2 separate regions of the Homo sapiens genome follow, and region 2 is linked to region 1. Evidence: chromatin contacts called from ENCODE Hi-C or POLR2A ChIA-PET data. All regions are on one chromosome and are shown on one strand. Each heading gives the region's core, a stretch centred on a gene start or an enhancer-like site at or near the end of the contact. The rest is flanking DNA. Distances are from core to core; before and after follow the strand shown. Region 1 overlaps ZNF236 (zinc finger protein 236). Region 2 overlaps MBP (myelin basic protein).

Region 1 (6,426 bases), core at 2,213-4,712:
ACTGAAAGAAAAGGTATTCATAAGAAAACCAGAAGCTTTCTTTTTCAGGAAGGTGTCTTTATTTCTTTTAATACATTAGTGAGAAATTTGAGGAACTGTTTTTAGGTACAGCTTTGCTTTTAAATGAGATGCAGTGGTTTTTAGATGCTGTTGGACAGCAAAAATTAACATTGAATTTTATATAATTCAGTAACCTTCCTCCTTTTAAAATTATATTTATATCTGAATTTTAATGTTGGAAATACAGAAGAGTTACAATATTTTAGGAAAGCTATTTGGTTGATCCAATTAACTTTCTCGAGTACACTTAATATAAGAAGTATTGTGCTAGGTCCTATCAAAACTACATAGTGCATGGTTCTTGCTCAGAGTTAAGAAAATGTATTCTTCAGTTTGTGGATTGTGCCTCTGTTCTTCCTGTGTGTTATTATTGGCCATTTGGTTATTTTGTTAGTATATTTGAAAGTGTAGATGAATATAACTAATATTTTAAGAATTTGGCTTCAGCTGTTCTAGGAGAAAACCTTAAATGAGTTAATGAAATAAGTTTGGTTTCAACTTTGGGCTTCAGATTGTTTTTTCTCACTTATTATGATGGATAATGAGAATTGGCTATACAGTTCCTTATCCCATTTTGAAAGGGCTGCAAAAAGCATTTAATTTATGGTAACCTGTTAAAAGCATCTAGATATTCCATAGAAATTTTCAAAGATTTCATAGTGTGTTCTTTTTTCCATTAACACATAGGATTATAAATGCATGCAAGTACTAGAGAATGCACAAATCACTTCAGCTAAGTTTTGCAGACTTTAGGCAGTTCATGAGTCCTAGCATTCAGAAAAAGGTTACACGTTGAGTGAAAAGCAAAGACAGTCCTTTGCCTCCCGGAATTACCCTGTCCAGATACAATGAAAGTCCTTTTACCTGATGTTTTCAGCCCAGTTATTAATAAAAAGGTATATAAAATTGGGAACCAAACAAGTGACATCTGCATACTTTGGAGATTCATCCACGGATCTTTTGAATATGGGTCTGCTCAGGTGATAATACATTTTCTACTTTTTAAAATTTTTGCCTGTACTCATGTTCATCATGCAGTTTCATCTCCTGTTTCTCTTTCTTTAGCATTGCATGAGAATGTAGGTCACTATAAAGCAATCATAGTGCAGCATACTTTTGTCTTTTGAATCTTTTTCTCTCTGATTTTGTGTAGTTGTCTTGCCTACACCTATTTTGACAGCAGAATGTTTAAAGTATCTTGTCTTTACCAAGTTTTTCCAAGGCATTCAATTTGGTTTCCATTGGATGTCCAACAGATTTTTTATTCTCATATTCATTTCTAGTTGCCATACTATTTGATTTCATTATATCATTACAGTAGCTGATGAAGCTGGCATAAACGGGTTTTGAATCAAGCAAATGTGTTTTAGTAGGAATGTATTGCAGGCATGTTAGTGTGTACTTGAGAGCATTCAGAACACATAGGATAGGAACACAGCACACGGGAAACCGCAGCATCGTGGGCTCGGCAAGCCTGCCCAGTGGAGGGCAGGGAGGGGAGGTTCTGTTATCGCCTGGTGATGCCCCTCAGATCCTTTTAACATGCTTTTGCTATACCTGGCAGTGCACTATATTTGGAAATATTTTCAATTCATTGACAGTTTCATTCCACACAGTGTGTGATTTTTAGGGCCTAAATACTGAGTTAAAGTAAAACTCATAAGAAGTATTTTTAAAATACTTCACAGCTTAAAAAGTGTGAACAAATACTGTCATTTAGGGAAATGCATTTTGTGGTCTCATTTTCATTTTTCCATAAATTGTACTGAAATGACAATGAAAACTTTGAGGATAGAATTATATGTTTAACACACTTGCCAATACGCATCTTAGAATGTTGTTTTCAGATACCACAATATTAATTTCCATTTAGGTCAAGAACTTATTCAACACAATTCTAATGGAAATAGTGAACTATTAATAAACGGGAGCATAAGATTGTTAGCGCCTGAAATCAATAATCAATCTACAGGTGCCACCCTAACAATAAGCAATGATCAGCTTCTCTCCCAGAGCACAGCATTGAGCTCTTCAGGCACACAGCACACGAGTTAGCCAAGAAAGACATTATAAGAGGTCGGAGCTAAAGAGCTCTGCCCACAGTCAATGAGGAGTTAAACTGTCCTTAGCATGACAGGTGTGTCAGCGTCATGCTTTGTCACATGGATTATCATTCTGTAAGGATTACTGGCTTATGTCTAATTCTAGGATACAAAATTCTCTCTAATGTTACCAACCAATCGATGATGTTACTTTTTAAGCCATGAAAGTAAATAATTTTATTCAACTGTACAAAGCATCGTATATTTATACAAGTTAGCATGTTAATAACTCCATGTACAAAGCTGTCCCTTTCTAACCCAGCGCTGGAAGACTCTTACTTAGCTCATTACTTCTGCCCTCCAGTGAGAATTTTCTGACACCAGCTGAAAATAGAATAGAAAAATGGAAAGGAGGCAGCTTTCTAAGATTTTAAAGCATAGAATTTTATGAAAAATAAACATATTAATATTGGCAGAAACTGCAATTACTTTTGCACCAACGTAATAAATGAGCTCATGTAAGATAAATGACAGTTTCATAAGTAACCATTAACAGTTTAGGATAACATACCTATCTCGTTCTCTTCACCTTGTAGAGATTGCATTCACTTCTTAGCCTTGTTATTTTCCAACTATGTATATCACTTTGTGAGGAAAAAAAAACTAATCTTCAGATATGTTTGTACCCAAAAGCTAGACCTCTTTTCATGCTTCATTCTTAATTGAAACGACCTCTTGTCCCGTAGTTCATTTATTCCATAAAAGATTATAGTGTCTGCTGTGTGCTAAGAATTGTGCAAAATCTGGGACTGTGACTCTGGGCAGGTCAGAGCTGGCCCTGTGTTCTGGATCTCAGAATAAATGGAGTGCAGACATTTTTTGAAGAATCCACAAGTGACTATAAAATTACAGCTGTAACCATATATAAAGGAGAGGTGATGGCACAGAGAGCACATGTCACAGGGGGTGGCTCTGTGGCTTCTTTGAGGACATCCTGGCTGAGCTGAGAGAGGGGCTTGGGAGTGTGGTGGCTTTTCTCCCAACGCCAGCCACTCAGCTTTGCATGGCCCATGGTGGCCTTTAGCTGAAGCAAGGAGGTGTGGATATTTTAATGGGTGGAAGGTCCAAAATATATGATGTATTGTTGAAGTTAACATAGCAAATGTTTTTCTCCAAACGTTTTCTAAAACTCATAGTTTGTGGTTTTTAAAGGATCAGGCAGTGTGTTCTTCTCATCTCTAGAATTCTAATCTTAGGCTGTGAGTTCATCATCTTTCCCCCGCTGCATGGTTCATGTTGCAATGTGAAGACGTGCTGTTTGTGTGTGGGCCGAAGCGAGTGGTAGTCGCTCGTGGTGCAGGGCTCTGGGTGAGATGTCTGGATTCATGCCCTGCTGGCCGGCCTCACTGAGCAGGAAACTGGCCGTCAGCAGTGCAGCCTCATGTCTTCCTGGAAACTCTGCTGAACATCCTTAGTGAGCCCCTGGCACATTGATGGAGAGACAAGTTGGGTTGTAGAGGTTTCAGTTTGAGTGGAGTGGTGTTTGTGCCTCTTGGTGATCCTGGATGTTTGTAGGCGCAGCAGATTGCTTGATTCGAAATTGGGGATGTTCTGACCGAAGGGAGAAGTTGGATGGAATGAGGGCGCACGCACTCCAGGGCTCTGCTCTAGCTGCCCGCGTTTCTTTAAACTCCTGTGATCTGGCTAGTTCGGTAGTAAGTGCTGTACCTATAAATTCACCTCCACAGACGCATGTTGGAAGTGTCACACCAGCATCTCACACTCAGGTGAGGGTCCTTTCAGGGCAGGCGAGCTGTCCTCAGTCAGTGGGTGCAAGGCTCCCACATGTTATGCAGCTGACATTTCTGTATAAACAGCAACATACCCACTTTGCTGATTTGCATTTTTTAAATTATTATTCTTTTAGACCTTTTTTTAAAGAGCCAGCCGAGGCCGGGCATGGTGGGTCACGCCTGTAATCCCAGCACTTAGGGAGGCCGAGGCGGGCGGATCACCTGAGGTCAGGAGTTTGAGACCAGCCTGGCCATCATGGTGAAACCCCGTCTCCATTAAAAATACAACAAATTAGCTGGGCTTGGTGGCGGGTGCCTGTAATCCCAGCTACTCGGGAGGCTGAGGCAGGAGAATCGCCTGAACCTGGGAGGTGGAGGTTGCAGTGAGCCGAGATTGTGCCACTCCAGCCTGGGTGACGAGCAAAACTCCGTCTCAAGAAGAAAAAAAAAAAGAGTCAGCTGAGAAAATCAGTCTCTCTCTCTCACTCTCTCTCTCTCTCTTAGGCTACTTTAGCTTATATCCCACTTGTTAAATTAAAAAAAAAAAAGCTTTTCAAGGGATTGGGTGACATTATAAAATAAAAGATGAACGCATAATTAAAGAATATTTGTGTATTAATGTGATATCGGCTATTCTTAAATACAGGCTTAGTTTTATGTGATCAAGTAAGTTGTCTTATGTTCTTGAATACCTTTGGCATCTTTGAATAATCCTGGGTATAGGAAGCAATTGTTCATATATTGACCCACTCAATCCTTGATATTAAGCAGATGTTTTTAGAGTGGCTTGCACATCCCATTTGTCCTAGTTATAATTATGTAGTGGATCTCAACTGTATAGTAGTAGTTAGGAGATTGCCTCTTAGTGAGCAATATTTATCTAGAGTCAAAGTCAGTTTCAGATCTAGCTTGAGGCCACACCACTAATAATTGAAATTAAAATGACATTATTTTGAAATTAAACATGACTCTTCTAAGGTAAACACTCAAAAACCTCTAATGCCCATACAAAACTTATGTTGAGCATAATGAATATGTATATGGCTATTATTATTTTTTGATTCTCTATGCAAGCAAGGTTTGGTTAAGACTCATCAGCTTCTAGGTTAACTCTGGCTGTTTCATCTTAATCGAAGGCATTGAAAGAAGTGTATCACCACTTAGGGATTTGCGATGAATCCAGGCGAGACAATTAGTCAGAATTTCACATGCAGGACAAAAGCACATGCTTTTGTTGAGATTCGTGATGCAGGAGTTGAAGACTATTTCAGAGTTTCATCCCAACATCCATTCCCAAATCTGACACAAAGAGTTTTCCTTAAAAAGTGATCCCATAGAATGTAAGTACTGTCTCAGAAGCAGATCGTAGTCTTGATAGAGGCTTGAGAAATTTAGCACAACTTTTTAAGGAATTCATCTCAAATGAGTATTATCTTTTTGTTCTTACCTTCGTCCACTTTTAAATTTAAGATAATTTTGATGAATAAATTGAGTTCTGCTTTTGATGAAAGAAGCAAAGACCAGTATTTGTTTTCTATTTATTTGTAGGGTTATTCTAGCCTTAGTTTCTTCTAGATTTAAGTATAATCACTTATTTTATTTTTAAATAGTTCAACAATTTAACATTTCCCATTCCCCGGTGTATATTAAAACTGAAGAGGACGTTCTCATCCTCACGAGTTGTCCCTCTGAGTGACCTGGATGCTTGGGAACGAGGGGCTACCCCGATGCTTCTCTCCTGTTCTGCCGCCCCCACCTCCTGTCTTCCCACATTTCAGTTAATCGCAAGAAAAAACTGATATCATATCTTTTAAATTATTTTTAGAACCTTACAAAATTATGTTTTCTTAGAAGCTATGAGGTGATATCCCAAGAGATTTAAGACAATGTTGGGTTTGATGAGCGTACAGTTTATTAATCTTTTTAACTTATTTTTGAGTCGGAATCATAAAGTCAGACTTGTATTGCTCTATACATGCTGGAGGAACAGTGGTTTCAGAAAAATAAGTGAAGAATAAAAGTAAGAGTCTACAATCTTCACTTCAGCATGGGATCTTCATTTTCATGCTAAGAGTATTTAATTTGAATATAAGATTGTAGCTTTTAACAAATGGATAGTTAAGAGCTATTTGTAGCTTGTAATTTAACTGCATGCTTAAGAAAATTTCAGCTTTTTTCTGCTCTAGTCATGTGTTCTTTTCAATCATATTGAGGACAGTTCTACTGGAACCGGTATCATCCTCTTTGTGGAAAATCCATTGAATTAGGACATTATTAAAGGTTCACTGTTTGAGTTGAAATACGAAATTTGGCCCTGTCTGAAGTTGTTTATTATTTTCATTGAACTTTGTGTCAGGTTTCACTTTAATCAAACACAAGCCTTCTCTATCTTTTTACATTTTTCATGCTGCACAGTCCCGGAACCTCTGATACCTTAATAATCACTAGAAAGTCAGGATTAGTTGACTGGTGGGAGTGGGGAGAAGATCTTTGGTTCCTTTATTTCAGCAGTTGGGGTGAGGTTTGAATTT
Region 2 (6,426 bases), core at 2,483-4,982, 170 kb after region 1:
TTTTTTACAATAATAGCAATAAGAAGAAAATTAGTAACACCAAACAACACACAGCACTTGCTATGTACAAGGGGGTGCACCACACATGTGGACTCACTCACTTTACATAATGTTATCATCGTATCATGTTACCATCTTAAGTAAGCACAGAGAGAGAAAGTAACTTGCCCAAGATCACCCAACTAGCTGGTGGTGAAGCCGGAATTTTCATGTACAAAGTTTATCACTGTCCTATGCAGAGTGGGCACATAATAAAAAGTATTTTTAATATGTGTGTGTGGGGATGGATGAATGCAGGAATGAACAAGCATTTAAAACATTCCTTTCAGTCCTAAACAGCTAATTTTCACCTGCATTTGGAAAGAGCACGATCGATCCACTCATGAATTAAAAACAGGCTGTGTGTTGTCAGAGAAAATTCGTGGCAAGACAGCTTGATAAATGTCATGACACCTGCAGGGCTCAGCCACAGCTCTTGGTTCAGAAGCTGTGCTAAGGTCCCAGGTCTGAGCCTTTACCGTAAGGGCTTGGGAGGGCTTTGAGGCACCGCCAAGGCAGGGCAGAGTGGGACGTGGGGCTGGATGCCCTTCGGCAAACATCACTCTCACCGGCCCTAAACGGCCTCTGAGTCTGGGCAGATTTAAACGGGCCGTTCCTTGTTCCTCCTCCGCGCTGCATTTTTATCCACGGCAATCCTTACAACTGCATTTATTAGCCTGACCCACTACCCCCTCCCCTCTTCCTTCCCCCTCCCTCCTCCTTCTCACTCCTCCTTCCCCCTCCCTCTTCTCCTCTTCTCTCCCCTCCTCTCCATCCTCCCCGTCATCCTCCTTCCCTCCTCCTCATCTTTATCGACCCCAACTCACTTCATACAAGGGGAGGGGGAGTGTGTGAAACATTGGACCTGTAAGCATCTCTCAGGGAAAAATATTGGTAATTTACAATTTTTTCTGACTTCTTTAGAAAGTGCTTATTTAACGAGCAATGGGTACCATGCACAAAGGGGATGGTGAACTGCATGACGTACACTATACGGGGGGTCTCAGTGTGTTCTGCCTGGCTATAGATGGCAGGGGGCGTGGGCACGGCCAGGGTTGGAGCTGTGCTGCCCAGACCTACGGTCCCAGCCACGTGTGGCCACCTAGCACCTGAGACGTAGCCAGGCCACACTGCACCATGAGATAAAATATATCCTAGAGTGTGAGGACTTCATGGGAGAAGAATTGTTAACCATTTCATGAACAATTTTTATATGGATTCTATGCTTACATGACATTTGAGGTTTCTTAGGTTAAAGAAAAGACATGACATTAAAATGATTTCCCCTGTCTCTTTCCTCATTTCCTGTGGCCACGAGAAGACTGACGCTCCCACGCAAGGATCGTTTCTGCCCGGCTGTGCCACCTGGGGCTCCAGGCCTGGCTTTGCTCTCTGGCTTCCCCACCATTGGCTACCTGGCCTCGGGCAGGCCCGGCCCAGCTCTGCGACTCAGTGCCTGGGAGAATGAAGATGATCCTTTGAGGGTCCTAAGTATGGGGAGGGCTGCGCAAAGCCATGACTCAGCACGTGGGAGATGAGCGCTCTGCAGATGCACACCTGCCCTGGGGGGAGCCGCCAGCTGGGGCCTGTGGCAGGAGGCAGGAAGAAGGAACCTTGCACAGGAAGGGCCCAACCAGGGTCTGCAGAAGGGAAACCAGGTCTGCTGTCTCCTGAGGACAGGGCAGAGACTGCGTGTGGCTGCTGGTGTGGAGTCCGTTCCCCAGGAGGTGTCAGACATGGCGGCAAATGCCAATCCCAGGACTTTCCTTCTCTACTCTAATTGTGCAGCCGCTGCTGGGGTTTATCAAGTAACACATGTGATAAGCTTAACTGTGATCCTCCTGAATCTATACGTGGATGTCCTAAACCTCACTGCCTCACAACGTGACTGCATTTGGAAATGGTGCCTTTAAAGAGGCCATGACATTAAGATGAGGTCCCACTGGAGTAGGGTGGCCCTGAGCCAACGTGATGCTGTCCTTCTAAGCAGAGATTAGGACACAGACACACACAGAGAGACGACCACTGGAGGACACAGAGAGAAGATGCTTTCTACAAGCCAAGGAGAGGCTGCAGAGGAGACCAACCCTTGGCACCTTGCTGTCAGATTTCCAGTCTTCTGGACTGTGACAGAAGAAATGTCGGTCTTTTAAGCCACCTAGTCTGCTATTTTGTTATGGCAGCCCCAAGAACTCATACAACATACAATGTAGACAATGTCTGCAAAGTCCCTGGCTCACAGGAGGCACTAATACAGTGTTAGCGCTGGCCTAGATAGAATTTGGGGTGTGTGTGTGTGTGTGTGTGTGTGTGTGTGTGTGTGTTTTGTGGTTTTTTCTTTTTTTTGAGACAGGGTCTTACTCTGTTGCCCAGGCTGGAGTGCAGTGGTGTGATCATGGCTCACCGTAGCCTCGACCTCTCCAGGCTCAGGTGATCTTTCCACCTCAGCTTTCCGAGTAGCTGGGACTGTAGGTGCACAGCACCATGCCCAGCTAATTTTTTGATTTTTTTGTAGAGATAAGGTCTCACTTTGTTGTCCAGGCTGGTCTCGAACTCCTAGGCTCAAGCAATCTGCCTGCTTCAGCCTCCCGCAGTGCTGGGATTCCAGGTGTGGGCCACCGCACCTGGCCTCGTTTGGTGTTTTGAACATGTAGTGAATCATCCCCAGGAGGCTTAGCTATCACCAGAAAACCCCAAAGAGTAAGCCCACAGCTCAGCAGATCCACAGCATTCAGAGAAAGCTGAGGGACAAAAGCCACAAGCAGCCTGGCACATGGGCACGTTCTGAGCGCTTGCTGACCCTCCCAAAGGTAACTGCCCAGCCCCTTTGATTCACACTGCCAAAAAGGAATGAATTCCTCCAGTAGCCAGTGAAGCCAAGTGTCTTACGTCCTAAGGACCAAGGACTGCCAGGCAGGCAAAGACTGCCTAAGACAGGGCATCCCTCTGTGGGTGGGTCTTGCCCCCTGCCCCTCTCCTGGCATTGAGGCACGTCCCTGGGTTCTCCAGGGCAGCTGGCACCCTTTCCTTCTTGGGTTCTGCCAAGTTCTGTAGTAAGATGGAGAACCAAATACAAAATGGGCAGAGTGATAGAAAGCTGGTAAATTAGTGAGGCAGGACCATTTGGAAACCAAATTTCCCTGCAACTTAAAAAACACAGGGAGTCAAAGGCAGAACAGGAGTTTCTTCGTTTCTGAGAAGGAGCGCTGTGCCCTGAACCTGCGCCTGCCTGGAGGAAGTTACACTCCATCCGCATGAGTGAATCATGAGTCAGGAGGGCAGGCTGCCCACTCCTCTGATGGGCGGAGTGCTTCTGCCTGAATCTGATGTCTCCTGTTCTGACCCTCAACTGGCCCAGGAAGGTGGCTCAACCACTTGTTACCAGGGACCTGCACCCCATATGAGTGGACTAACACTGCAACTCCAGAAAAGTGTCTTTTTTTCACCAATCAGAGACATTCCACAGTTAACCCTTTAGTTAGTTTCTCTTCCTCTTACATCCTGCCGTGGCTTATTCGGGATGAGAGAGAAGCAAATTTCAAAGCCCTGAGTCACTGAGGGCAAAACTTGCAAAGGAGACTGGAAGCTCCTGCAGGCAACAGACGAGGCCTCCCCACCACCTCCCCAGCAGCCAACGGCACCTAAAGCCTGCTCAGGAAACTGAGCTTTTATGTGAAAAAGAAGTTAGGAAATAGGTATGATTCATTTACTCTTTCGAACATCTGTAAGCCAGTTATGTGCTGGGGATGCTCCAGGCTTAGAGACGGAGGCATCAGAGAGAGGAAAGTTCCCTCCTTGATATAGGAGGGGAAGAAGTCGGATGATAAACAAATCACCAGGATCTGTATCAGAGCACTCAGCCGCAGGCTCTATGACAGCAGAGGAAAGAATCATCTAGTGTGGGTGGGGAGAGGTGGAGAAGGTGGCAGCAGGGTGGGAAGGAGGGGGCCCTCAGCAGCCTGGGCCGGGCAGTGGGGCAGAGGCAGTGTGTGGGGTAGACCGGGCAGCCCCCACCGCAGCTGCCCTCCCTGCTGACAGATCAGTAACCAGCACCTGAAACTGACAGAAACTTTCCTTGACTCTCTCATAAGGGGGAAAAATGCCTCCCAGAATCACACACAGAAATGTGCAGAGTGGTAGGTGACACGGCTGGAGCTCATGTCACGTTTTCTTTTGTGATTCAAGTTTAATGCTCTACTAAGCTATGCAGCATCACAGAACATGTACATGTACTTGGAAGGGCACAAAATATTTCCCATCAAGTTTAAAGGAAAGAAAAAAAAGCTCTTACTTCTTAAAACTACCTACAGGAACCATAGTTTTAACATTTCCAAGTTTTGAGGTTTTTAAATGATCAGAACTTTAAACATGAGATTTCAGAAAACAAAAGCCTCAGCATGGGCTTTGCTATGGCTCAAAATCTTACTCTGATAGCATTAAACAAATTAAAAACATATGTGGGTGTTTTACAGCGTCAAACAACAGGAAAGAAACTGTACACCACAGAGAGGTTTCTTGAAACTGGAGTTGCAAATCAGTCATTCTAAGACTTAAAATACCAACAGTGTTAACAGCCTAGAGGCCTCTGAGCAGAGCTGTTTTTTCCACTTTCACTTTAGGTGAAACTTAATCCTCCTGGTGCAGATACTGTATCCAAGCCATGTTCTTAATAAATTAGTAACTTAATACATTTATGGTTGTTATTGCTAATTATAATGCTGACATTATCAGTAATACAGTTTAAGTATGGGCTGAACAAAATAATGAGTCACCCTCCCATTCAACATTGACTAGAACCATTTACATATTTATAAAATTAGTCTTTCTAAATCCTTAGGTAAGAAACTAAATACTGTTTATCACTTTAATCAAGATAAAATATACACAGGAACAGTATATAGTCACCTACTCGCCTTCCATGGATGATTTGAAAGCAAATCATGGAAAATTACTCATGTGGCTGACATAGAAATTAAGTACAAATCAGAGAAGGCCCCATTTCTTCCAAGTTTATTATTACTATTAAATAAAAACGCACTACAGACCTCAGCGAAGAGGTCTGGAGACTGAAATTCAATTCCGTTCAATTCCGCGGACATTTCTAAAGCATCTGGGTGTAAGTCGGGGGTTCCCCTGACCCTCACCCCGGCCCATCTTCAGCAGCCGGACATTCTAGTGCACCACCATCTGCCTCGAGTTGGAGACACATAATTTTATGTTGAATTAAAGTACCAACGAAATGGAATAATTTCCCTTGAGGGGAAAACATGTATGTTTAAAAAATAAAAAATGTTGAAAAATCAAAAGTATTTTTGCATCAGAGCAAAGGAATTTCATAATCTCTTCCCTCTCCGAGAACCTCCTGATACTTCTGGGAACAATCACACAGCATGGACCAAGAGCAAGGGCCGCCCCCATACAAATTAGGGTGGGTCCACTGTTCTGTGCACACTGGCAGGCTTACTCCTCACAGTCTGAAACAATTCTCTAGTGTAGAGACAGGGGTAGGCAGAGAGACAGACAGCTAGGACCCCTGGGCATTTGTGGTCCTTGTCAACATCATTGGATCATCTGTCCTGAGCGTCTCAGTGGGAAAAGGGTCCAGAACCCCGATTCAGGGCACTACAGGGGAACCGAAGGCAACGTAGAGAATCCAGATCAGACAGAGGAAGCTGATGCCTTCAAATAAGGCGGACAATGGCAAATGCCGTGCTAGAAATACAAAGAAGATGAATTCTTACTAGCCGGAAGGATTCGAATGACTTTTAATTTGCAGTTTCCCGTTTAACTGTATTTTCCAAATGTTCCCTGACAAGGGTTACGAATGGGCTGTAGAGGAGCCGCCACTGGAAAGTCCAGTGACAGTGAGACTGAAGAAGGGCTGGAGCCAGAGGCTGAGGACCTTGGACTTTAGTCTGCGCTAAGGACTTCCTGGAAGTTCTAGGGGCAGAAGGGTGATGATCCAGTCAATAGAGGAAAATCCTGGCAGCCAAAGTACAAGACACATGGGAGCAGGAGGAACGTGGAACCTTGGCTGTAGAGCCCGGAGAGCTTTGAAAAATGCCCACGTCTGCATTGGGATCTAAGGAGGGCAAAGACCCTGGCAGGTCTGAAGTCTCTGGGAGATTCCAATATGCAGGCAGGCCAGAGCATGACCCCAAAGGAAGGAGAACTGGTGAGGAGCCAAGTAGCCGCACGCAGGAGAAAGGAGGTTATCGATCTAGGAGAGGGCCAAGGAAACAGCTCAAGTATTTCCTGTCCTTTCGCCAGACCTCTGGGATTCAGTGTGAGTTCTTCCAGAACCAGACCAGAGTGCAAAGTCAGAGCAAACTCCATGGTGGGTGAGAAGAAAGGAGTGGGACCTTCGTAGATGGAATTAGGTTTTTG

What was found. Hi-C counts contacts between places; a loop is a spot of excess contacts on that map. ChIA-PET counts read pairs that join two places held with the same protein, here RNA polymerase II (POLR2A). Pooled maps may share reads with other maps.
Region 2: a loop to region 1 is called in a pooled map, with 2.4 times the contacts of the local background. The contact joins two enhancer-like sites. A Hi-C loop is called at or near these places in 4 of 37 single-sample maps with no recorded cell type and 4 of 50 pooled maps. POLR2A ChIA-PET finds 5 or more read pairs at or near these places in 1 of 52 experiments (GM12878).

What each region holds. Positions count from the first base shown.
Region 1 is chr18:76,929,134-76,935,559 of GRCh38, forward strand. The region is part of intron 25 of ZNF236 (zinc finger protein 236); the gene reads left to right. Among named protein-coding and RNA genes, the nearest start is that of MBP-AS1, 48 kb to the right of the region's middle. Within about 2 kb of position 3,463, at least 2 of the 41 ENCODE cell types and tissues checked have a DNase peak (open chromatin) inside an H3K27ac peak, as active enhancers do.
Region 2 is chr18:77,098,184-77,104,609 of GRCh38, forward strand. All of the region lies in intron 2 of MBP (myelin basic protein), which reads right to left. Among named protein-coding and RNA genes, the nearest start is that of MBP, 31 kb to the right of the region's middle. RefSeq lists enhancers at 1,474-1,693, 1,496-2,254, 3,358-3,487, 3,578-3,647 and a silencer at 3,938-4,057. Within about 2 kb of position 3,733, at least 38 of the 41 ENCODE cell types and tissues checked have a DNase peak (open chromatin) inside an H3K27ac peak, as active enhancers do.